Linked DNA regions of Homo sapiens: all the other regions are linked to region 3. Evidence: chromatin loops called from intact Hi-C (ENCODE). Cell type or tissue: CD14-positive monocyte. All regions are shown on one strand. Region 1 overlaps RUBCNL (rubicon like autophagy enhancer). Region 2 overlaps RUBCNL (rubicon like autophagy enhancer). Region 3 has its middle 18 kb from the start of RUBCNL.

Region 1 (8,000 bases), 49 kb after region 3:
TCTGGAAATAAATGAACTAAAAATACTAAGAAAAGTGATCTCATCTGGGTGGTGTTTAAAGCAATTCTCTTGCAGATGGCTTTAGAGATGTGGAGGGCTCTTGGTATGCCCTTTAGTTCAGTTAAAAGCACTGTTAATTTTTCATGGTAAATTTTAATGTTGGAAATACATTTAGATGTTTCTTTAATTTAAATTCTTTGAAATATGCTTAAGTTGTTCCTAAATCATTTTATGTCTTATGCAGGTCGTAAATGAAGAGTGTGTCCGAAAAGACTTTGAATCCAGTATGAATGTAGTACAGGAAATTAAATTTAAGTCTAGGATCAGAGGGACTGAAGACTGGGCTCCTCCTAGATTTCAAATCATATTTAATATTCATCCACCACTCAAGTAAGTATGGGCTGTTGCTTGGGCCTCCAATCCATTTAAATCACATTGTGACAGATCCCACCTGACTCTATGGCAGTAGGTGAAAAAAATACATATGCTAAAGAACACAGGAAAATTTGTTTTAGGGAAAGGAAAGTTGGCTGTATTTTCTGGCTTAGGTTTTTTTTTTTTTTCCTCTTGTTTACCATGGACTTTTGGGGGCTCTGTAAGTTTTGACAAGTTGAGAATTCAGCTATGCAACCCTAATTGTCAATATTGCGTAGCAACTGAAAATTAAATAGGCTTAAAGGGGATTTTTAAAAGTGGCTAATATCAAAACTTAAAAATTATATACAATAATTTTTTAAAATGTGTTTCCTTTTTAAAAAAATTAGAGATGGGGTTTCACCATGTTGCCCAGGCTGGTGTTGGACTCCTGGGCTCAAGTGATCTGCCCACCTCAGCCTCCCAAAGTGCTGGGATTACAGGTGTGAGCCACCTCGCTCAGCCTATGATAATTTTAAAAGACTGGACCACTTTATCTTCCAGAACAATCAGTGTGAAATAAAAATGAATGAATAAACTTCTAAAAAAGGAACATTTAATCTTAGGGAAAGCACTTATAGTTAAGAAATGTTACAGAGGCCGGGTACGGTGGCTCACACCTGTCTATAATCCCAGCACTTTGGGAGGCCTAGGCTGGGGTCAGGGATCACCTGATGTCAGGAGTTTGGGGTCAGCCTGGGCAACATGGTGAAACCCTCTCTCTACTAAAAATACAAAAATAAACTAGGTGTGGTGGGTGCAGCCCTCTAATCCCAGCTACTCGGGAGGCTGAGGAGCAAGAATTGCTTTAACCCAGGAGGCAGAGGTTGCAGTGAGCTGAGATTGCACCAGTGCACTCCAGCTTGGGTGACAGAGCGAGACTCGATCTCAAAACCAACAAAAGAAATGTAACAAAATGTAAATAAAAATATGTTTGTTCTCTAAGAAGTAACAAAAGTTCTAAAAGACAAAACAACTAAGATTATGCAAAAAAGGAAATAAACCTATAAATTTAAAGTAATAGTTTAATTGTAATTTGTTCCGAGACTATAGGACAGATTATGATCAAAGATTATACACAAAACATTTTAACCAAGTATAATTTTTCCATCCCTCTTGGTTTGTATTCAATTTGGTGTGCAAACTGCCAAGCATTACAAAGGGACCGGTGAGGGTTGTTGACTGTGCCCAAGGGACTGGAGAGAGGTTGACTCTGCCCCACGGAGGTGCCTTATAGACTAGATCTTTCTTTTGTTTTTCTTTTTTTGAGAGAATGCCAAGAAAGTCTGTGGGGCTGCTTGGGCAGAACTCCCTGTCTAGGCATCGTGAGAGGTTGCTTTCCTTAGCCTGGGGTATCTTTTCTTTAGGGGTTTCCTAGGTCCTCACTATGGCACCTGGGCAGAGATTTAGCATATTTTTACCTTGGCCATCTTTTGCTGATCCTGAACTGTAAACAAATTTTACAATTTCCTTGGTATTTCCAAGTCACATGTAAAACTATGGGATAAACAGTTCAATAGAAAATCCCTCAGGCCGGGCACAGTGGCCAATGCCTGTAATCTCAGCACTTTGGGAGGCCGAGGTGGGCGGGATCACCTGAGGTCAGGAGTTCAAGACCAGCCTGGCTAACATGGCAGAACCCTGTCTCTACTAAAAATACAAAAATTAGCCGGGCATGGTGGTGCATGCCTGTGGTCCTAGCTACTTGGGAGGCTGAGGCAGGAGAACTGCTTGAACCTGGGAGGTGAAGGTTGCAGTGAGCTGAGATTGCACCACTGCACTCCAGCCTGGGCAACAGAATAAGACTCCATCTCAAAAAAAAAAAAAAAAGAAAGAAAATTCCTCAATGGAATGGAATATCTCTTACCAGAAATGATTTGATTTCTTTGTCTTACGTTACCTCTTATTCGTCTAAATTTCTTTAGATCCATTTGTGAATTTCCCAAGTGCATCATCTTTTGGTGTATGGCCTCCCTGAGCTGTCTTCCTTGTATAACATGTCTCTGGTTCTCTCTGGAGCTGGAACCCTGTACACGGGCATCGAGACCTCCCTAAAAACCCCTTGGAGTTATCAGTGACGCTGACTTCTGCTTTGGTTTTAGCAGAAGCTTTTTTTTTTTTTTTTTTTTGAGACGGAGTCTCACTCTATCGCCCAGGCTGGAGTGCAGTGGCGCGATCTTGGCTCACTGCAAGCTCCGTCTCCCGGGTTCACGCCATTCTCCTGCCTCAGCCTCCGAAGTAGCTGGGACCACAGGTGTCCACCACCACGCCCGGCTAATTTTTTGTATTTTTAGTAGAGACAGGGTTTGGCCAGGATGGTCTCCATCTCCTGACCTCGTGATCCGCCTGCCTCAGCCTCCCAAAGTGCTGGGATTACAGGCGTGAGCCACCGTGCCCAGCCTAGCAGAAGCTTTTAAAGAGATGTAGCTTTAAGGCTGGGCACGGCGGCTCATGCCTGTAATTCCAGCACTTTGGGAGGCCGAAGTAGGGGGATGACTTGAGGCCAGGAGTTCGAAACCAGTGTGGGCAACATAGAGAGACCCTATCTCTACCAAAAAAAAAAAAAAAAGTAAATAAAGCCAAAAAAAGCTAGCTGGGCATGGTGGCGTGTACATGTAGTCCTAGCTACCTACACAGGAGGCTGAGGATTGCTTGAGCTGAGCCGAGGAGTTTGAGGCAGTAGTGAACTATGATCATGCCAGTGCCCTCCAGCCTGCGTGACAGAGCAAGACCCTGTCTCAGGAAAAAAAATGAAAAATAAAAAAAATTAGTCATAGCTTTAAAAGACCCAGGGATTTCAACTAGAAAATTGTATTGAATAAATCTATTTCTTTCCCAAATGAAAAGTGACAAAGTTAAGGCCCTTAGTTAGAAAAGTATCACGATGGCAATTTCTTTTCTAATTAGTGAAAAATGTGCCATTGGCCTTCTCTGAAATGTAACTAGTATTATTTTTCGTATTCAGGAGGGACCTTGTGGTGGCAGCCCAGAATTTTTTCTGTGCCGGCTGTGGAACTCCAGTAGAGCCTAGTAAGTACGGATAATGGATCGCCTGCTTATGATGTGATGACAAGGTCCAGAATAGCAAAGTAGGGCAGCGCATTGCTTGTGTGAGAGATGCCTTTGATGAGAAGTTGTTATAAGAGCTTCAGAGAAGTTGCCCTCCTTTTCATGAGGAGTCCATCATGACTGACAAGGCTGTGTGATCAACTAGGACCGAGGACACCAGGACCAGCCTCCTAGTTCTCTCCCTGTTGGGCATCAGCTCCAGCCACGTGGCCTCCTGCTGCCCCTTGAAAATGCCAGGCTCACTTCTGACATATTTGCGTTTGTGGTTTTCTCTCCCCCAAATGCTCTCTCTGCAGACACCCCCATGACTAATTCCTTTGCTTCTTTCACATTTTCACTCCAAAGTCACGAGGTCTTCCCTTGCTGCCCTATCTAAAATACCTGTCTTGCCCCACTGCTGGCCACAGACAATCCCATGAACGCTTTATATTACCCATCCTTATTTTTTTTCTTTATTTTCTTGCACAATATTTTCTTAGAAGTTCCTTCTTATTTTGTATTCTTAGCACAGTCTTTCTAAAATAGTCTCTTATATTTTACTAATATGTCTTATTATTATCTGTCTTCAACACTAGATTATAAGTTCTGTGAGGCCACATGTGTTGTCTGTTGTATTTATTACTTTATTTCCAGCTTCTAGAAGAGTGCCTGGCACATAGTAGGTCTTCAAAAGATATTTGTTGAGTAAAGGAATGGCTTAACAAGGAGCTAGCCAAACTTCTCTGAGAGTTTGAGGAGGTAGCCTGAGAGGATCATTCCTGGGCCAACTGAGGCCTAGAAGATTAGGCTTTCCTGGGCCAGGCACGGTGTCTCCCACCTGTAATCCCAGCACTTTGGGAGGCTAAGGTGGGTGGATCACCTGAGGTCAGGAGTTTGAGACCAGCCTGGCCAACATTGTGAAACCACATCTCTACTAAAAATACAAAAAAATTAGCCAGGCATGGGTGGCAGGCTCCTGTAATCCCAGCTACTCGGGAGGCTGAGACAGGAAAATTCCTTGAAACCAGGAGGCAGAGGTTGCAGTGAGCCGAGATCACACTATTGTACTCCAGCCTGCATGACAAAGTGAGACTCCGTCTCAAAAAAAAAAAAAAAAAAGCTCGGGCTTTCCTCAGTCAGAAATGCAAGTTTCCCCCTTGAGACTGGGAATCACTTGTTCTGCTCTGATGGTACCTGTATGTCTGACCTGCAAAAGGCTGGAAAGAGGAGCTTTGTGGAAAGAGTTCCCTTAGCCTTTGATAGTCGGTTTTTGAAGGAAAAAGACTATGAGGAGCTCCTACTTCAAGAGATAAAAATAGCAAGCAGGAATCGATCTGGGCTTCCTCTCCTACACTGGATGATAATGCCTGACGGGCATCACCATTGTTGCTGATTTTCTTTGAATGAGTCATTTTCCCAGCACATCTAGTGGGGAACATGTCTCTTTGGTTAACCACTGTATCCTGGCGCTTCTGTAAATATTGAATGCATGAGTCAGAAACTGTACACATATGACTATCGCTCCACCAACTTTTTGTTATTTCCCTAAGCTTGTTCAGGTATGGAGATGTGTGTCTGCACTTTTGTACAGTGGCCTTGCCCTCAGGGAGCTTGCTTATCATCTTTTAGGGAAGATACACTCATCAGCCAAGTAAGTGTATGTAACACAAAGTGATGTACGTAACAAAAGAGTCAAGAGTGCCGTGGGATTTACAGCAAGGGAACTTCATCTGAGCTTGAGAAGCTGGGAGTAAGAGGTTTCATCGGAAAGTGATTGCCCACAGAAGTAGGGGTGTTCGTCATGTGCAAAGGGCCTGTGGCAAGTAAAAGAAACCCTGTGTGGCCAGAGAGTAAGAATAGGAGGAGAAAACATGCTGCAGATGTAGGCGGGGCCCAGATTGTAGACAGCATAGAAATAATTTTGGGCTTTTCCTGTTAAATTCCTCTAGCTTCTAGGATACATTTTTTTTAACTTTTGTCTTTGAGATAATTTTAGATTTACAGAAGAGTTGCAAAAAGAGTAGAGAGAGTTCCTGTACACCCTTCACCCAGCTTCCTCTACTGCTAACATCTTACATAATCATAGTTTCAACCTGAGAAATTAGCATGGGGTACAGTCCTATTAATGAAACCCCAGGCTTTATTCAGATTTCACCAGGTTTTCAGTAACATCCTTTATCTGTTTCAGAATTTAGTTGTCATGTTTTCCTTAGTCTCCTTCAATTTCCACACACTGAACATGACATTTTACCCTTTACTAGTTCAGTATATCCCAAAAATAAGGATAAGAAACAAGTTATCACACCAAAAAAATTAAAAACAATTCTCTATATTGTCTACTTCCTAGTCCTTTTTGTTCTTAAGGTATCATTTATGGCTATTTTTTCCATCAAGGTTGCAATCAAATTTCATACATTGCATTTAGTTATTGATTCTCTTTAGTTAGCTTTATTCTAGAACTGCACTATGCAGTATGGTAGCACTAGTCCACCTGGCTATTTAAAATTAAATTAATTGAAATTAAGAATTCAGTTCCTCAGTCACACTAACTACATTTCAAGTACTCAATAGCCACATGTAACTCATGGCTACTGTATTGGACAGCACAGATATAGAACACTTTTATCCCCATGGAAAGTTATACCGGACATCTCTGTTCTAGAATATTTCTCTTCCACCCAACCCCCTGATGCTGACTTTTCATAAAATGAGGACAATTGTGTTTTGGAGCAGGATTTCTCAACTTCAGTACCATGGACTTTGTCGTGGGGGGTCCTGTGCACTGTAGGATGTTTAGCAGCATCAGTAGGTGCCAGAAGCAGCTCCCAGTGGCCACTGAAAATGGCGCCAGACATTTGCAAATGCCCCTTGGGAGGCAAAATCACCCTTGGCCAAGAACCACTGGTTTAGGTCACTTTGTATTCTGTTTTAGTTAAAGGACTTAGGAAATTAAAAAAGATGGACATTAGTGTATTCTGTATTGATAGTATAACAGCATGTATTCAATGAAGTTTGATGAATGAGTGAATGGATATTGAGTGTGTGTTGAGGAGTAGATGAAACTGTTGCTACCAGAAGCTCACAGGTGCCTAACCCTGAATTTCCCCCAGGAGCAGTGGTTCAGTATTGACTAATTCAGTGTTCATGGCGACTCTAGAGAACATAACTATCATGAATAACAAAAAACAACTCTTTATTTGTTTGCTTTTAAACATCAACTCAGAGTGTGACCTGGGTCTGAGGGACAATTTGGGCAAGTGCAAAGGCGTTAGCTCCCTCTCCCTTTCCCACCATCGAATGCAGCGGAGGAGGAGTGGGACATGATGGCTGTGGGCTGGAGCTTTCGCAGTCCAGGCTTGGGTTGGAATCCTGCCTGCCTACATACTGTTCGTGTGGCCCTGCGTGTTGCCTAACTTCAGTGTCTTGTGCTTTCATCAGTGAAATAGGGGAAATAACTGTCCCTCTCTCACAGACTTTCGAGCACAGAATGACATAGTAAATGTAAAACATTTAACTGATCTGTGGCACAGAGTAAGTACTCAGCAAGATTCATTTCTGTGGTCGCTCCCAGCCAGGCCTTGTTTATTTTTTATTTTTATTTTTTTGAGATGGAGTTTCACGCTTGTTGCCCACCCAGGCTGGAGCGCAATGGCGCAATCTTGGCTCACTGCAACCTCTGCCTCCCGGGTTCAAGCAATTCTCCTGCCTCAGCCTCCCAAGTAGCAGGGATTACAAGCATGCACCGCCACTCCAATCTAATTTTGTATTTTTAGTGGAGATGGGGTTTCTCCGTGTTGGTCAGGCTGGTCTCAAATTCCCAACCTCAGGTGATCTGCCCACCTCGGCCTCCCAAAGTGCTGCGATTACAGGTGTGAGCCACCGCACCCGGCCAGGCCTTGTTTATTTTTAAAGCCATTATTTGGAAATGATCTTCAGAATCTACAGTGTACGGGTTCTACAGCAGCTGCTTTCCCATCCATGATTTCATTAATCCTCCCAGTATATGGCAACTAAGATTTCTGTTATGCTGTATGGTATTTTAGTTACAAAGACGTACATGACTCAAACTATGAATGATAAATATCAAACTTGGTTCATGTCAGAACCTAGTGTTGAGGGAGGGGCACATAGAAGACTTCAACTGAATTGTTTTCTTTCTGAAGCTGGGTGGTGAGTGCACAGGTATTTGTTGCATTAGTTTTTATACCTTTTGTTTGTTAATGTATTTTATTAGACACATTTCCAAAAGTGGTCAATGAGTGTTTATTTTAGTAGGTTAGAAAGTGCAGTGGGCGTGGTGGCTCACGCCTGTAATCCCAACACTTTGGGAGGCCAACATGAGTGGATCACTTGAGGTCAGGAGTTTGAGACCAGCCTGGCCAACATAGTGAAACCCCATCTCTACTAAAAATACAAAAATTAGCCGGGCATGGTGGCACGCCCTGTAGTCCCAACTACCGGGGAGGCTGAGGCAGGAGAATCACTTGAACCCAGGAGGGAGAGGTTGCACTGAACTGAGATCATGCCACTGCACTCCA
Region 2 (8,000 bases), 65 kb after region 3:
TGTTGTAGAGACCACATGGCCCTCAGGGTCTAAAACATTTGCTATCTGGCTCTTTACAGAAAAGGTTGCCGACCCTTCTGTGGTATTAGTGCCCGAGAGAATCCCGTGTTCTGTAAACTCTGTTTAATGGGAGAGATCCTGGTAATGAACTCTGCCTTCACCCTTGATAGGGGCATATCCTCCTCTCAGGCCACTCCAGTGTTGTCTCCCCAACCCTTTAGGCAGTGTTGCAGGACTGGCTCCCCAGCAAAGAGACTCTGGGGCAGAGACTTGCCTACAAAAAGTTTCATGTTCTTCAACTTAATACCTGTAGGGGTGTGCAGGCAGCAAGACTGGGAGAGGGAGAAGTTGAACTGTGGTGGGGTTGCAGTGGAGCCCTCAGCTCATCTCACGGGGAGCTCTGGAGTTTGGTGGCCTTTCAGCATTGTTCCAAACTGGGGACAAATTGGGGCCGGCCTACTCACTATATAGTGATCAGTCATTGAATGCAGGCTGGTGCCAGGAAGGGGACAAAGCAGCTTTCTCGATGTAGGGCCATATCTAGAGAAACAATGTGGCTTCCCAAGAGTTATCAGCCACCACCTCTCTTGGCAGCTGGGGAAACGCCTGCCTCAGTGCTTGAGCAGATCCAGGGGGCACTGCAGTGTCCGTTACATCAGGCTCTCTGAGCCTCCTGTTCATGACCTGTTGGAAGAGTCCAACAGGTCTGCTGAAATGTGACCTGCTGAAACGTGCGTTTCAGCCTGGCTGGTTTCTTTTTAGAAGACTCTGGGCTCTGGATTCAGACCCCTCTCCCTCCCTAGGATGGAGACGAATGTCTGCAGAAATGTGAGAAAACAAGATAGACCGTTTGCTAACGGCTCTCTTCCTTGCTTGCAGCGTGCAGGGCTTGCTTTCACAAACAGTGCTTCCAGTCCTCCGAGTGCCCCCGGTGTGCGAGGATCACAGCGAGGAGAAAACTTCTGGAAAGTGTGGCCTCTGCAGCAACATGATGCCCCTGAGTACTGTGAAAAAGACTGTTCAACATGCCTTATGATAACACCGATTTGTGTCTATTATTGGTGACATTGTTTTAGATATTGGGTATTGTATATTAAGGAAAAAGATGGTCTATATTCTCTTTATTGCATATACTTAATGTTTCAAAAGAATGCAGATTCTGTGTTTAAGCACAGGGCTGATAGTTGTGGTTTTGTTTACAAATGTTCTGTTTTGGCTGCTATTGGTTTTTTAAAGAGGTTTTTTATACTTTTGTATTTGAATAGTTATGTTTCACTGATGCTGAGCCAGTTTGTATGTGTGTGCATATATGTGAACTGTAACTGACAAGATGAATTACTCAGTTTCTCTTTCTCTAAAGCTTGTTTGATGAAACTGGTTGGTCCTTTCAGTGAACAAAAATATGACCCCAAATCTGTTTGCTCTGGCTTTTATTTCTTCAGGAAGCAGACTTCCACTTAAATGCCATTTTGTGATTGTGTCAATCATACACATTTTATTTACTTCAGAGTTTGAATAGAGAGTACACATTTCTTCTGCAGATTTATTTCATGATGAGTTTGAGTTGCTTAGCAGGGCGTGTGGGTCCCGTTGAAGTGCAGTTTGAAGCAACTGCTTCTAGATGGCACTCTTTCAGGTGGCACAAATTGAACCTGTATTTGTCATCTCTGTTCCACACACTGCAATGTCAAGGGATGCAGAAGTGAGTAGAATTCCATCCCTGCCCTTGAGGATCTTGCTTTAACAGATGTAAAACTGAACATAAGGTATTTGCAGATTTAAACGAACTGGGGGAAATAATGAACAGTGTGATTCTAGTAATAACATTAAAATCATAGACATTGACTAATAAGGTTAAATGAATCACAAAACCTTTATGAATTTCTTTTTTCTAATAGTTCTTATATGTTTTCCTGAAACATGTGAGCCTATTCTTTTTTCTTCTACTTTCTATATACTTTCTCCCACTTGAGAAAGGGGCCTTGAGGCTGGGTCCCTTCATGGTATACCTTTAGACTGAACGGTTTGCAACCTAGGGCTTGGGCATTACATTCCCTGGGATTCACATGCCCTAACTAAACCTACCTTGATTTTCTCAGACAGCACAGGCAGGCAATAAAGCGTCACAGATTGTCCCCTAACCCCATCCAGCCATGTGTATGAGTGTGTTTTATTCAATGGGATAGTACTGAGCACATGAAAGAAATGAATGACTTCTGTCAATCTCTTTTCATTCAGTCTTCTCATTCTGTCAATTGTTTTCTCATCCGCAGTGCCTCTGCCAGAACTGTGCTCACATCCATTATTTAAGCCAGATCTTTTCTAAGTATTATAGAAGTGTAGAGGCACATAGAATAAATAAAACCAGACTTCAAACAATGTTTCATTCTTGCCCATTGCTCCTATTCCCTGTTAAGAATCAAGGGTAAGAGTGGTATGTTCACATTCCTTTCTGAGGCAGATGTCTATATCTCCATTTACAGGCAAGGAAACTGAGGCCTAGAGAAGAGAAATAACTTTCCTAGGTTCCCACAGGAAGTGCATGATGGAGCTGGGGTTGACATTCAAGTCCACCTGCCTCCAAAGCCCATGCTTAGGCCCTGCTTCTTTTGTGGTGTCTTTTCAAGACAAAGGAGTAAAAACAACCTTAACTGGTAAGTGTTGCTCCAACTTGCAGAAGTGGCATTGGGCAGAGTGTTTTCTCACATCAGTGTTGATTTAAGGCAGCTGCTATGGCTCAAGCATTGCTTGAAGGGCTCTGTGCTCAGGGTTTGTATGTTTGTAAGGCACTGATGAGCCTGTGTGTGTTACATATCTTTGATATTAAGGAAGAGTGCACAGCAGTTGCCAGGAAGTGATGCTTTTGATTTTCTATTTTGAGGAAGAATGAGGTCATTTAAATAACTGCAGTATGGGATTTGTCTGAGACTTTGTTCCTCTCCAATGTGATAATAGAGGCTTCTTCCCAGGAAGGCACCTGTTAGGGAAGTGATCTTCAGCCCACATGGAGCACCCCATAAGGAAGTAATTAGTTGTGGCATATATAGCTGTTTAATGGGTCTTCCTGATTGTGTGGGTTTTCTGTTCAACTCTTCCTTGGCTGCCGGAAAGAAGATGAATGCTTGGTCAGACCATTACCCACTGTGAGGCATCAGTTGCAGTGCTGTAAAGGTCAGTGATTCATTTTCTGCCTCTGCACTCTTCACATGGGCAATTCCAGTAGTGTGTCATTTACAGTCATGATTCTCAACTGCAGGGAGGAAGTTACACCATCTCAAGGCAGAGGCTATAGGATGAGGAGGAGCAAGCCATCCCAAAGATGTCTGGTGTGTTGACCTGGGTGAGAATTATTGGCCACAACTTCAGATTAGATCCCAAATATGCCACTTTCTACCTACCCATGGTGACTTGGTGCTCTAGTTTGGCTTGTTTGACTCCTGCAAACCTCATGGTGAAATTTGATCCCCAGTGTTGAAGGTAGGCCTAATAAGAGGTGTTTGGGTCATGCGGGTGGATCCCTCAAGAATAGCTTGGTGGCACCTTTGTGGTGATGAGTGAGTTCTCACTCTTAGTTCCCATGAGAGCTGGTTGTTATGAAGCCTGGCACCTCCCTGCCCTCTCTTTGCCTCCTCTGTTTCCATACAAGGGGAGTCTGCACACGCAGGCTCCCCTTCCCCTCCACCATGAGTGGAAGCAGCCACAAGTCCTAACCAGAAGCAGATATTGGTGCGATGCTTGTACAGCCCGCAGAACCATAAGCCAAATTAACCTCTTTTCTTTATAAATCACCCAGCCTCAGGTATTCCTTTATAGCAACACAAATAGACTCAGACACTGGGGAAGCCATTTAAATTATCTAAGCCTCTGTTTGTAAAATGAGGGATATGACTCTCTGCAGTTGAGATAAGGATTAGAAATGAAAATGAAGCACCCACTAAAAGGCCTGGTACAAGCAAGGGCAAATGGTAATAATGAGGTCTAGACAGATTACAAACTGAGTCATACCCCTTATTTTCTGTATCTCTGGGTAAGTTACTCCCTGGGTCTCAGTTTATAATCTGTAATACAAGGATTAGAACAATAGCTACTGTTGTGGGTTGAATTGTGTCCCATGAAAGAATATGTTAAAGGTCTATGCTGGTGTCTGTGCTGTGGCCTTTTGGGAAGTAGGGTCTTTGCAGAGGTGGTTAAGTTAGGATGAGGACATAGTGCATTAGGATGAGTTTTGATCTAGTGACTGGTGTCCTTATAAGAAAAGGGAAATTGAGAGAAGAGAGAAGATGCAGGGAAGAAAAAAAGCAGAGGTTGGGGTGATGCATCTACAAGCCAAGGAGCACCAAGAATTGCTGGCAGCCCCCAGAAGCCGGAGAGAGGCAGGGGGCAGATTCTTCCTCAGAGCCTTAAAAAAAAAACCCAACATGGCTGACCCCTTGATTTCAAACTTCTGACATTGAGAATTATGAGAGAATAAATTCCTGGGGTTTTTTTGTTTTGTTTTGTTTTTGTTTTTGTTTTTTTGAAATGGAGTCTTGCTCTGTCACCCAGGCTATAGTGCAGTGGTGCGATCTCAGCTCACTTCAACCTCCGCCACCTGGGTTCAAGTGATTTTCCTGTCTCACCCTCCCGAGTAGCTGGGATTGCAGGCGCACGCCACCAGGCCTGGATAATTTTTGTATTTTTAGTAGAGACGGGTTTTCACCATGTTGGCAAGGCTGGTCTCTAACCCCTGACCTCAGGTGATCTGCCTGCTTCGGCTTCCAAAAGTGCTGGGATTACAGGCCTGAGCCACTGCGCCTGACCCTGTTGTTTTAAACCACCCAGAGTGTGGTCATTTGTCTGAGACTTCGGAATTCAAACCTGCTGGAAGGAACGTGGTAGACATGTCAGGAAGGGGTTTGACATTCAGTTTCTGCCCCCAGGTCTGAGCCTGCATGGCTGGCTTAGCCACCGTCAGATGCTACCTGCAGGAAGCCTTCCTGAACTCATCGCCAAAGGAGGGTGAAGTGTGTCATTTTTAGAAGCGTGCTTCCTTAAAACAAGCATTTAAGGATCTCTGTCTTTAAATAATTTCTCAACTGGTATGGGAAGGAAAACCGTAGTTCCCCTTTTTCACTTCACTAGAAACTAAAACAATACTTTTATGAGTAATGCTGAGGTAGCAGGCTGCAGACACAATTGGGAAGCTTCAGCACAAACATGAGAAATCGAGAACCTTTGCATCCTCGCATATCTGGGCAGCTCTCCAAGCCAAGGGGACTGAGGATTGAAGAGCTTAACCACATAGGTTAAGCAAATTGTGTATTTTTCCTTGCACTTTTTTTTTTTTTTTTGAGACAGGGTCTCGCTCTGTCGCCCAGGCTGGAGTGCAGTTGGCGTGATCTCAGTTCACTGCAGCCTCTGCTTCCCGGTTCAAGCGATTTTCCTGCCTCAGCTTCCCTAGTAGCTGGGACCACAGGCATGTGCCACCATGCCCAGCTAATTTTTTTCTGTTTTTGGTAGAGACGGGGTTTCGCCATGTTGGCCAGGCTGGTCTCAGAAGTGATCTACCCGCCTCGGCCTCCCAAAGTGCTTGGATTACAGGTGTGAGCCACCGCGCCCAGCCCTTCCTTGAACATTTTCTGGCCTCTGCTTGTGCTTCCAGGCTTCTTTCTCCCCAGGGCTGCCCCCTCTTTTCTAGTCCTGCCGTGTTCCTGCCTCCATGGTCTTGTTCTTCTTGCATCCCTTGCCTGGGATCAGGACTGCCCTTTCATCCTGGAAAGAGGCCCTGCTCTGGCCTTCCTCGGGCTACGTACATCCCCATTGGTGAGGAGACAAAGGGCAAGCGCACCCAAAGCCCCCACCCCTCCTGTTAGATCAAATGGAGCCCCAGACAGAATCCCCTGCCCTGTGGTCTCAACCCCACTTTTAGGGCTGCTCAGGTCTTTCCCCTGGTCCAGCCTCCTGAAAGTGAACTGCGCTGCTAAGACCAAGAGGCAGCCAAGGGGCAGCTGCTTGTAGGATGGAGCCAAAGTGGGAAGAGAGAGGGGCAGGGGTTGGCCCAATGCTAGCTATACCTGAGCCACCATGCTCCAGAGCAGAGCAGTGAGGAGTCAAAGATTTCAAAATTCAAACCTGCTTTCTCGGGTCCTGATGAAGGGATATTCACCATGGTAGGAAGATAAAACATATTTCAAATTTTAAATACTTGGATATATGGCATGTGGACCTGTATTTGTACTCTTGCATGGGCTCTGCAGATGGGAGTGGTGGGCGCTTCCCCTTTTCATCTCCCTCCCGATCTTGCCCATTCTTCAGCGTACTGCACGTGCACACACATGCTCCCTTCTCCTTACACTCTGATATCTGCATTTACCTCATTATTCTACTGGGGACAGCTCTCTGAACTTTTGGCAGCCTTTGATCCTTTCTATCTGCCCTTGAAAGTCTCTTGGAAGCTATGAGAGAGACTTTATTCTCCCTTTGCTCCTGCAGCCCCTGAAGGTCCACATTCCTGAGGGCCCTACCCAGCTCCCTGAGTGATTGTTTGAAATAGAACTACTCAGGAGTGCGGTGCCTGCATTGGACTTTTTACAAGCAAGAATAAACCTTTATTTTGTTCAGTTCCTGAGATTTTTGTGGGGCTGGTTCCTACAGTGTAACCCACCCTACTCTGACTAACATAAGATGTCCTGATACCTGTTGTCCAGGGGATGAGTACTGAGGGAACAGGTTTGTCACTGTCGTAGTCTGTTTAGGCTGCTATAATAAAATACCTTACGCTAGGTGGATAATAAACAACAGAAACTTACTGCTAACAGTTCTGGAGGCTAGGAAGTCCAAGATCAAGACAACAGCAGATTTGATGTCTATTGAGGGACCACTTCCTGGTTCATAGATGGCACTATCTCACTGTATCCTTACATGGTAGAAAGGAGAGAGAGCGGACCAGGCACGGTGGCTCACACTTGTAATCCCAGCACTCCCAAAGTTGAGATATATGCCTCAGGCTGAGACAGGCATATCACGAGGTCAGGAGATTGAGACCATCCTGGCCAACATGGTGAAACCCAGTCTTTACTAAAAATACAAAAATTAGGTGTGGTCGCAAGTGCCTGTAATCCCAGCTACTCGGGAGGCTGAGGCAGAAGAATCGCTTGAACCAGGGAGTTGAAGGTTGCGGTGAGCTGAGATCACGCCACTGTACTCCAGCCTGACAACAGAGTGAGACTTGGTCCCCCCTCCCTGCCCCCAAAAAAAGAAAAAGGAAAAGAGAGAGAGAGAGAACCCCCTGGGGTCTGTTTTACAAGGGCACTAATTCCCTTTGTGAGGGCCTCACCCTCATGACCTAATCACCACCTAAAGGCTCCACCTCCTAATACTGTCACAATTGGGGGTTAGGTCTTCAACACATGACTTTTGAGGAGATATAAATATTCAGTCCATAACAGTCATGCAGACATCAAAAACTATTCTACTCCTCTGAGTTATCCATATTATCTAGTATTCCTTACATTAAAAAATAAAGGAATATGCAGAGAGAAAAAAATTCTTTAACCTCACATTCCTTTCCAGTTCTACCTCTATGATCTTCTTCACAGCAACATTTTTGAAAGAACAGTTTTTAATGTTTGCCATCGCTTCCACACCTCTTTCTTCCTTTACCTACAACAATAGCATTTCCATCTCAACCATTCTACCCAAACCGTCAAGGTCACTAGCAATATCTAAATTCAGTAGTCACTGTATTGTCTTCACCTACCTCTCTACCACAGTTGCTTGCATTCTTCTTAACAAAAGAGAATACTGTTTTATAATAAAATATAATAAAATAAAAAAGTCTAGCTAAGAAAAGCTAGACTATAATGAATTTCATCATATTGTGGTGGTGATTATCTCTGTATAGTGGGATTAGAATAATTTTCAAAAATTTTCTTTGTAAATTTTACCATATAGACTAGATATCATTTTAAATAAATGATAGATCATTTAAACTAATGACAAATTACAGATGATAAATGAGA
Region 3 (8,000 bases):
GTTTTCCCCTCACAGTATAAACAAAGCCACCAGGATGTTTGAACTGGGTGGAGCAAACTGGAGCTCTGCAAAGCCTCTGTAGCCAGACTGCCTCTCTAGATTCCTCCTCTCTGGGCAGGGCATCTCTGAAAGAAAGGCAGCAGCCCCAGTCAGGGGCTTATAGATAAAACTCCCATCTTCCTGGGACAGAGCACCTGGGGGAAGGGGCAGCTGTGGGCACAGCTTCAGCAGACTTAAACGTTCCTGCCTGCTGGCTCTGAAGAGAGCAGCAGATCTCCCAGCACACTGCTCGAGCTCTGCTAAGGGACAGACTGCCTACTCAAGTGGGTCCCTGACCCCTGTGCCTCCTGACTGGGAGACACCTCCCAGCAGGGCTTGACAGACACCTCCCAGCAGGGGTCCACAGACACCTCATACAGGAGAGCTCTTGCTGGCATCTGACAGATGCCTCTCTGGGACGAAGCTTCCACAAGAAGGAACAGGCAGCAATCCTTGTTGTTCTGCAGCCTTTGCTGGTGAAACCCAGGCAAAGGGGGTCTGGAGTGGACCTCCAGCAAACTCCAGCAGACCTGCAGAAGAGGGGCCTGAGTGATAGAATGAAAACTAACAAACAGAAAGGAATAGCTTCAACATCAACAAAAAGGACATCCAGACAGAAACTCCATTTGAAAGTCACCAACATCAAAGACCAAAGGTAGATAAATTCATGAAGATGAGGAAAAACCATTGCAAAAAGCCTGAAAATTCCAAAAACCAGAATACTTCTTCTCCTCCAAAGGATCATAACTCCTCGCCAGCAAGGGAACAAAACTGGATGGAGAATGAGTTTGACAAATGGACAGAAGTAGGCTTCAGAAGCTGGGTAATAGCAAACTCCTCTGAGCTAAAGCAGCATGTTCTAAACCATTGAAAAGAAGCTAAGAATCTTGAAAAAAGGTTAGCGGAATTGCTAACTAAAATAAGAGTTTAGAGAAGAAGTTAAATGACCTGATAGAGTTGAAAAACACAGCAGGAGAACTTTGTGAGGCATACAGAAGTATCGATAGCTGAATTGATCAATCAGAAGAAAGGATATCAGAGACTGAAGATCAACTTAATGAAATAAAGCATGAAGACAAGATTAGAGAAAAAAAAAATAAAAGGAACAAGCAAAACCTCCAGGAAATATGGGGCTATGTGAAAAGACCAAACCCACGTTTGACTGGTGTACCTGAAAGTCACAGGGAGAAAGGAACCAAGTTGGAAAACACTCTTCAGGATATTATCCAGGAGAACTTCCCCAACCTAGCAAGACAGGCCAACATTCAAATTCAAGAAATACAGAGAACACCAAAAAGATACTCCTTGAGAAGAGCAACTCCAAGACACATAATCATCAGATTCACCAAGGTTGAAATGAAGGAAAAAATGTTAAGGGCAGCCAGACAGAAAGGTTGGGTTACTCACAAAGGTAAGCCCATCAGACTAACAGCGGATCTCGCTGCAGAAACCCTGCAAGCCAGAAGAGAGTGGGGGCCAATATTCAACATTCTTAAAGAATTTTCAACCCAGAATTTCATATCCAGCCAAACTAAGTTTCATAAGCGAAGGAGAAATAAAATCATTTACAGACATGCTGAGAGATTTTTGTCACCACCAGACCTGCCTTAAAAGAGCTCATGAAGGAAGCACTGAATATGGAAAGAAAAAGCCGGTACCAGCCACAGCAAAAACATACCAAATTGTAAAGACCGTTGATGCTATGAAGAAACTGCATGTCTGTGTAGTCATTCATGATACATTATGAATCCCCAATAATTATAAACCATAACTAATGTGAACAATTCAGCTAAATTATAGATGTTATTGAATAGCTCTATTTCAAATACCAATCTCTTCTTTTTGGCTAGTGCTTCTCATGTCCTGTTTAAATAATCTTTGTTCAAATCATTATGGTATTCTCCTCTGTGCTCTTTTAAAAAGCTTTATTAAGTTTCACATTTAGGTCTGTGATCCACCTCAAATTTATTTTTGTGTATGGTGTGAGGTGACGGTCAATGTTCAGGTCTTTTCCACATGGATATAAAAATGCCCAAGTACCTTTTGTTTGAAAAAGCCACTCTTTTTGTTGTTGTTGTTGTTTTTTTTTTGAGACGGAGTCTCGCTCTGTCCCCCAGGCTGGAGTGCAGTGGCTGATCTCGGCTCACTGCAAGCTCCCAGGTTCACGCCATTCTCCTGCCTCAGCCTCCCGAGTAGCTGGGACTATAGGCACCCGCCACCACACCCGGCTAATTTTTTGTATTTTTAGTAGACATGGGGTTTCACCATGTTAGCCAGGATGGTCTCGATCTCCTGACCTCGTGATCCACCCACCTCGGCCTCCCAGAGTGCTGGGATTACAGGCATGAGCCACCGCGCCTGGCCTGAAAAAGCCATTCTTTCTCCCATTGAATTGCAGTGCATCTTTGTTGCAAATCAAGTGGTCATATATATGTGGCTCTGTTTTTGGATTTTCTCTTTTGTTCCACTGGATTATTTGTCTATGGAAACCTTTAACATTAATTAGTCAGTTATATTCCTTTTCTAAGTTTAGAAGGAAGAGATGACCCAAGTTTAATACGTAACTAAATTATAAAGCTATGCATAAAATTTTGAGAAAAGTTTCTGGGAGGTGAAAAGTTGAATTGCATAAAACAATACTTGATAGGCCAAAAAATGATCAGTATGGAAGTATTCTAGTCTTTTCCCACTTTATGCACCCAGTGAAGCAAATCCTGTAATTTCTCATTGAGTTTCTCTCACTTTATCACTCTATGCTTATTGGGAAAGGGTCTGAAAAGTCAATCTGCATAATAAAACAGAGAAGCATGTTGGGAGAGTTTAGGTGGAATTTGAGACAGAGTGATGCTTGGGAGTAGATTCTGGGTGTAAATAAATTGGAGGGAGGCGCAAAGGTGTTGCAGGATAGATGAGCCCCCAAATTGGGGCTTAGCCCGAGAGGGTTCTTGGCTTTGCCTAGGAAGGAATTCAAGAGTGAGCCAGTGGTATTAGCAATTTTTTGTTGAATGGCACTGCTCCTTGATAAGCAGGGCTAACTTACAGTCAGGGCAACCAAAGTTGGCAGCTATGGACTGTTGGCAACTCTATTTATATCCACTTTCAATTATATGCAAATTAAGAGGTGGGCTAATGCAAATTTAGGGGCAGGTTATTCATAACTTTCTAGGAAAGGGGCAGTAACTTCTGGGTGGTTGTCATGGCATTTGTGAACTGTCATGGTGCTGGTAGGAGTGTCTTATGCTAATGAGCAGCTAGGGATCACTTTTCTGGCCATCTGCTGGTTCCTGCCAGTTTCTTTACTTTACCATGGGGACCAAGAAATAAGTCCTGCCAGTGGTCTCCTACTTCAACTAAATGTGGTGAAGTAGGGTAGAGAGTTATGATCACCTCTGATGATCCTTTAAAAATGCAAAGAAAGAGTTTTGGTTGCATTATAATTATTGCTGTTTTTTTTTTTTTTTTTTTTTTGAGACAGGACCTTGTTCTGTCACTGAAGCTGAAGTACAGTGACACAATCATGGCTCACTGCAGCATTAATATGGTTGGTTCTTGAAATGTGTTTAAGTAGATTCGATGCCATTTCAATTTCATAAGAAAGCATAAGATAGAGTCACAGGAATAGAAACTGATTAGGGAAAATTGTGCTGCTTTAAGAATTATGTCCATTGCCACTTCAACCAATCCACATAAGCAAAATAATCTAATCTCATGAATTTTTCAGATAAACATGATTACATTAAATTGCTTTCTTTCCAATAAAGGCTAATTAATACATGTTTTCAAGTAAATTTAGCAAAATTTTAATTACTTTATGAATTGTATAATTAAAAATCAGAAAATGTCATTCATCAGGCTATATCCTCATTTTTGGTTCTGAAAATATTACTACTATATATAAAGAAATATGAGCCTCTCTTGAACTTGACAATAAGCTGAATAAGCTCCCTTCCTTCCTTCCTCCCTCCCCCCTCTTCCTTTCTCACTTCCTCTTTCACTCCTTCCCTCCCTTTCCTCCCTCCCTTCCTCCCTTCCTGCCTTGCTTCTTTCCTTTTCCTTCTTTTTTGATGTTACTGTTAATCCAGTAACTACTATAGTGGCCTTAGAGACTGTGAGACGCATGACTCTGCTGCTGGAGTGTGAACCAAAGAAGCAATGATGGGAATCTTCCATCATCAGAACAGCAATAGTGGATATAAATATGGATCTGGGTTGATAGAGGAGAAGCAAAATGTTTAATTTATACAACATGATCCCATTCCTCTTGGACGTGAACTGAAGAAATAGTTGTGGTGAGCTAGGAAAAGTACGCCAAGGACTTCTGAAGAAGAATCTCTGATTACATCCTAAGGAGAGTTAGCCGCACTTCAGAGCTGGAGAGAAGCACACAGCACCCTCCCTTTGATTGCAGTCACTCCCTGGTCACTGTCCTAACAAATTAAGCTAATGGTGGGGGTAGGGATGCTGAAGGAAATGCCACATCATGTTCCAGATGCCCTTTCTGCCCTGGGGTGGTGATGGTGGCTACAAGGGGGAGGGAATGAGGTTAGCAATGAGAGAGGTAACTGAGGTTGAACTTTTTTTTTAGAAGAAAAAGTTATTTACTCTAGTTTTTTTGTAGTAAGATCTCTGTATTCTGATAAAACTCCATTCAATTTCACAAATGTTTGTGGAGCTCTCATTATGTGGTAGGCTCTGTGTCAGTTGCTGTCGAAAATATAGACACAAACACTAGCTACTGTGTGTTGAGTAACTTCCTGTAAGAAGTGGCACTTGGAGAGTGAGAGACACTTGGGAGGAGGCTCTGGGTGTAAATGAAGCTGAGGGGAGGGGAAATGGAATGCAATAAAGTAAGACTGAGAGTCATGAGTGCGATTGCCTTTGATGGTCCTCAAGTAGTGCAAAGAGGCTGGGCACGGTGGCTCACGCCTGTAACCCAGCACTTTGGGAGGCCTAGGCAGGCAGATCACCTGCGGTCAGGAGTTCAAGACCAGCCTGGCCAACATGATGAAACCCCATCTCTACGAAAAATACAAAAATTAGCTGGGTGTGGTGGCAGGCACCAGCTACTTGGGAGGCTGAGGCGGCAGAATTGCTTGAACTCAGGGGCAGAGGTTGCAGTGAGCTGAGATTGCGCCGCTGCACTCCAGCCTGGGCAACAGAGTGAGACTCTGTTTCAAAAAAAAAGAAAAAAGAAAAGAAAAAAGTGCAAAGAAAGAGTTTTGGTTGCATTGGTTGCATGATAATCATTGTTGGTTGTTGAAGTATGTTTAAGTAAATTACTTTACCTCCTTAATTCCCCCACCAAGTCTTATCATAGGAAGGTAATTCTATTGACAGAAGAGAGAAGGAAAGCTCATCTGACTTTAATACATTACTCAAAGTGGAGCCAAGATTTGATATAAGATTTTCAGATTTCAGATTGAATGCATCTGCTTCAATCACTAAAGGACAGAAAAAGACCTTAACACAACTAACAGGAATATAACCTGGAGAAGTATGAGTGCTGAGAACGCAGGTGTGGGGCACAGGAAAAGGAATATTTTGAGTCTCCTTCCTGGAAAGAAAGTGCTTAGGGGAAGTTTCTAATTTCCAGAGGCTTAGAAGAGCACAGATAAGGGAATGGTGACTCTGCCAGGAGAAACTGACTATTGCCTGACCACTGCTCAAACTAGGGTGAGCTCAGCAAAGACGCAGGGCCCACAGAGAGCCCTTGGTGAGGCACCACTCTCAGGACTTGCAAATTTAAAGGGCGATTCAGGTGATGGACAGGAGGAAAAAGAGAAAACAGAAACTGAAGAAGATGGAGAGGTTCTTGAAGAGGAATGCTTCAAGTTACAGTGGCTTGACTTCTTGATTCTGTCTTAATTCCAAACAAGGTTATCATGAGGATATCTCAGGGTTTTTGTTTAACTATTAAACAATTGATTTTATTTTGATCTCACCAGTTTTCTTGTTGATGTTATTTTTAACTAAAAATGTTATTATAGTAAAATGTACATAACATAAAATTTATCATTTTAAACCATAAAGATACACCCAGTCTTAATTGTGGAATGAGTGTCATTGCAATGGCAGGAAGGATGGGAGAATCCCAAAGCTCCGTGAGCTCCTGCCATACCTCTTCACACCTCCCATTCATGCTGTCACCATCAAAACCGGCCTTGGAGACTCTTGGAACTAATCTTATCCTGCCGCTTACACAGTGGTGTGCTGAAGGCCGGTTGTTAAACACTTATCAGCACCCCACTGTTGTTATCCCTGTTTAAGTCAAACTTTATATTCCTCTCCCCTCCAATTCCCCACCAACCACCACCTCCTCTCCCTCCCCTTTCTTATCTTCCCCCTCTCTCCCCTTTTCTTCTCCTCTTGCTTCTCTTCCTCCCATCCTCTCCTCCTCCTCCTTGTCCTCCTCCTCCTCATCTCCATCATCATCACCATCATGAAAGCTATGGTGTATTCAACATCTACCACGTGCCAGGCACTATCCTAAAGTGCTTTACACATGTTACTTAACTCTCACATCACGTCTGTAAAGCATGTATTTTTTTCCTTTTTTTTTCTCTCTCTCTCCTTTTTTTTTTTTTTTTTTTTTTTTTTGAAATAGGCTCTCACTGTGTTGCCTGGGCTGGAGTGCAGTGGCTCAATCATGGCTGACTGCAGCCTCAAACTTCTGGGCACAAGCAATCCTCCCACCTTAGCCTCTCAAATAACTGGGACTACAGGCGTATGCCACCACGGCTGACTAATGTTTCAAAATTTTTGTAGAGACACAGTCTCACTGTGTCACCCAGGCTGGTCTCGAACTCCTGACCGCAAGTGATCGTTGGGAGGCCAAGGCCTCGTAAAGTGCTGAGATTACAGGTGTGAGCCATGGCGTTCAGACTTAAAGTATGTATTTTGATCATAATAGCTACCATATATTGGATATGTAGGGGCCAAGAGAAAACTTCCCCTTTGCCCTCTGAAGTTTCCTTGAAAAATCAACTTGCAAAAGACAGATAATTGCAGAAGATGTTTACAAATTTATTAATATGTACATTGGCAGAATCACAGAATGATTACCCAACCCCCAGTGGAGTACAGAAGGTTACAGAAAGCATGGGGGCTCAGAGCATGGCCAGAAACAGGTTCTGGTAATAAACCAGGTTATAGTGGCAAGGTAAGTTATATGAGAGAGAGAAAAAGAGGAAGGAGGAGCTCTGGCTAGTAAACGTGGTCTTGTTCATGTAAATAAAACCTCACTGGTAGAAGCCCTCAGAGAAAATAGAAGGTAAATGTTTCTTTCAGATGTTTAAAGGTGGCAGGCTCTCAGTTCACCTTTCCCACATGTAGACCAGGGAAGGCCTGGTTGCATCAATGCAGATTTTCTGCAGATGCAAATCTCCCCCACAAGACAGCTTTGCTGTCTCCCTGAGCAGCCATCTCAAAATATGTCAAAGAAATATATTTTAGGGTAAAATACTTTAATTTCCTTCAGATGTTTCCTGTGTGCTAGGCACTGTGCTAAGTACTTTACATTTATCATTTCATTTATACTATAAAAGGGTGTGTGTGTGTGTGTGTGTGTGTATCTATCTATGCTATGATGACCAAAACAAAGGCTAGAGTCCTGTGTTTCTCTCTCCGCAACGTCAATTTAAAATATTCTCTCAGATCTAGTCTTTTTAGTCTAAAAAGAAAATAAAATTTTTAAAAATAGTCAAATTTATGACTCTGCAACCTCCCTTCACATCGCAAGATTATTTGAAGAAAGGCAAACTGGTCACATTTGGAGAATCTGATATTCTTGGCTTGATGTCAGTCTCAAGGAATGGGGAAGTCAATCCTGCTGCAGACGGCAGGAAAATAGAATTTTTTTTTTTTTTTTTGAGACAGAGCCTTGCTCTGTTGACCCAGGCTGGAGTGCAGTGGTGCGATCTTGGCTCACTGAAACCTCCACCTCCTGGGTTCAAGTGATTCTT

The links. Peaks named below come from ENCODE experiments on the same cell type or tissue, not always from the same donor. Only the 100,000 strongest peaks of a DNase experiment are listed, where the experiment ranks them.
Region 1: a loop joins it to region 3, with 2.4 times the contacts of the local background. A loop is called at or near these places in 4 of 110 quality-filtered maps.
Region 2: a loop joins it to region 3, with 2.3 times the contacts of the local background. A loop is called at or near these places in 3 of 110 quality-filtered maps.

The regions. Positions count from the first base shown.
Region 1 is chr13:46,351,876-46,359,875 of GRCh38, reverse strand. It overlaps RUBCNL (rubicon like autophagy enhancer), which reads left to right. Exons shown (of 15, transcript NM_025113.5): 9 at 245-390; 10 at 3,380-3,444. Among named protein-coding and RNA genes, the nearest start is that of RUBCNL, 31 kb to the left of the region's middle. In CD14-positive monocyte, no CTCF peak of the experiment used is centred here; DNase peaks (open chromatin) are centred at 3,815, 4,955, 5,545 and 6,895; H3K27ac peaks cover 4,589 bases.
Region 2 is chr13:46,336,377-46,344,376 of GRCh38, reverse strand. RUBCNL (rubicon like autophagy enhancer) reads left to right here. Exons shown (of 15, transcript NM_025113.5): 15 at 880-8,000. The coding sequence ends at 992. Among named protein-coding and RNA genes, the nearest start is that of LINC00563, 43 kb to the right of the region's middle. RefSeq lists an enhancer at 5,186-5,265. In CD14-positive monocyte, no CTCF peak of the experiment used is centred here; DNase peaks (open chromatin) are centred at 2,856, 3,206, 4,126 and 5,076; H3K4me3 peaks cover 3,134 bases; H3K27ac peaks cover 4,876 bases.
Region 3 is chr13:46,400,904-46,408,903 of GRCh38, reverse strand. No RefSeq gene overlaps it. Among named protein-coding and RNA genes, the nearest start is that of RUBCNL, 18 kb to the right of the region's middle. RefSeq lists an enhancer at 7,096-7,185. In CD14-positive monocyte, no CTCF peak of the experiment used is centred here; DNase peaks (open chromatin) are centred at 3,253, 4,023, 4,483, 4,823 and 1 weaker place; H3K4me3 peaks cover 2,857 bases; H3K27ac peaks cover 4,855 bases.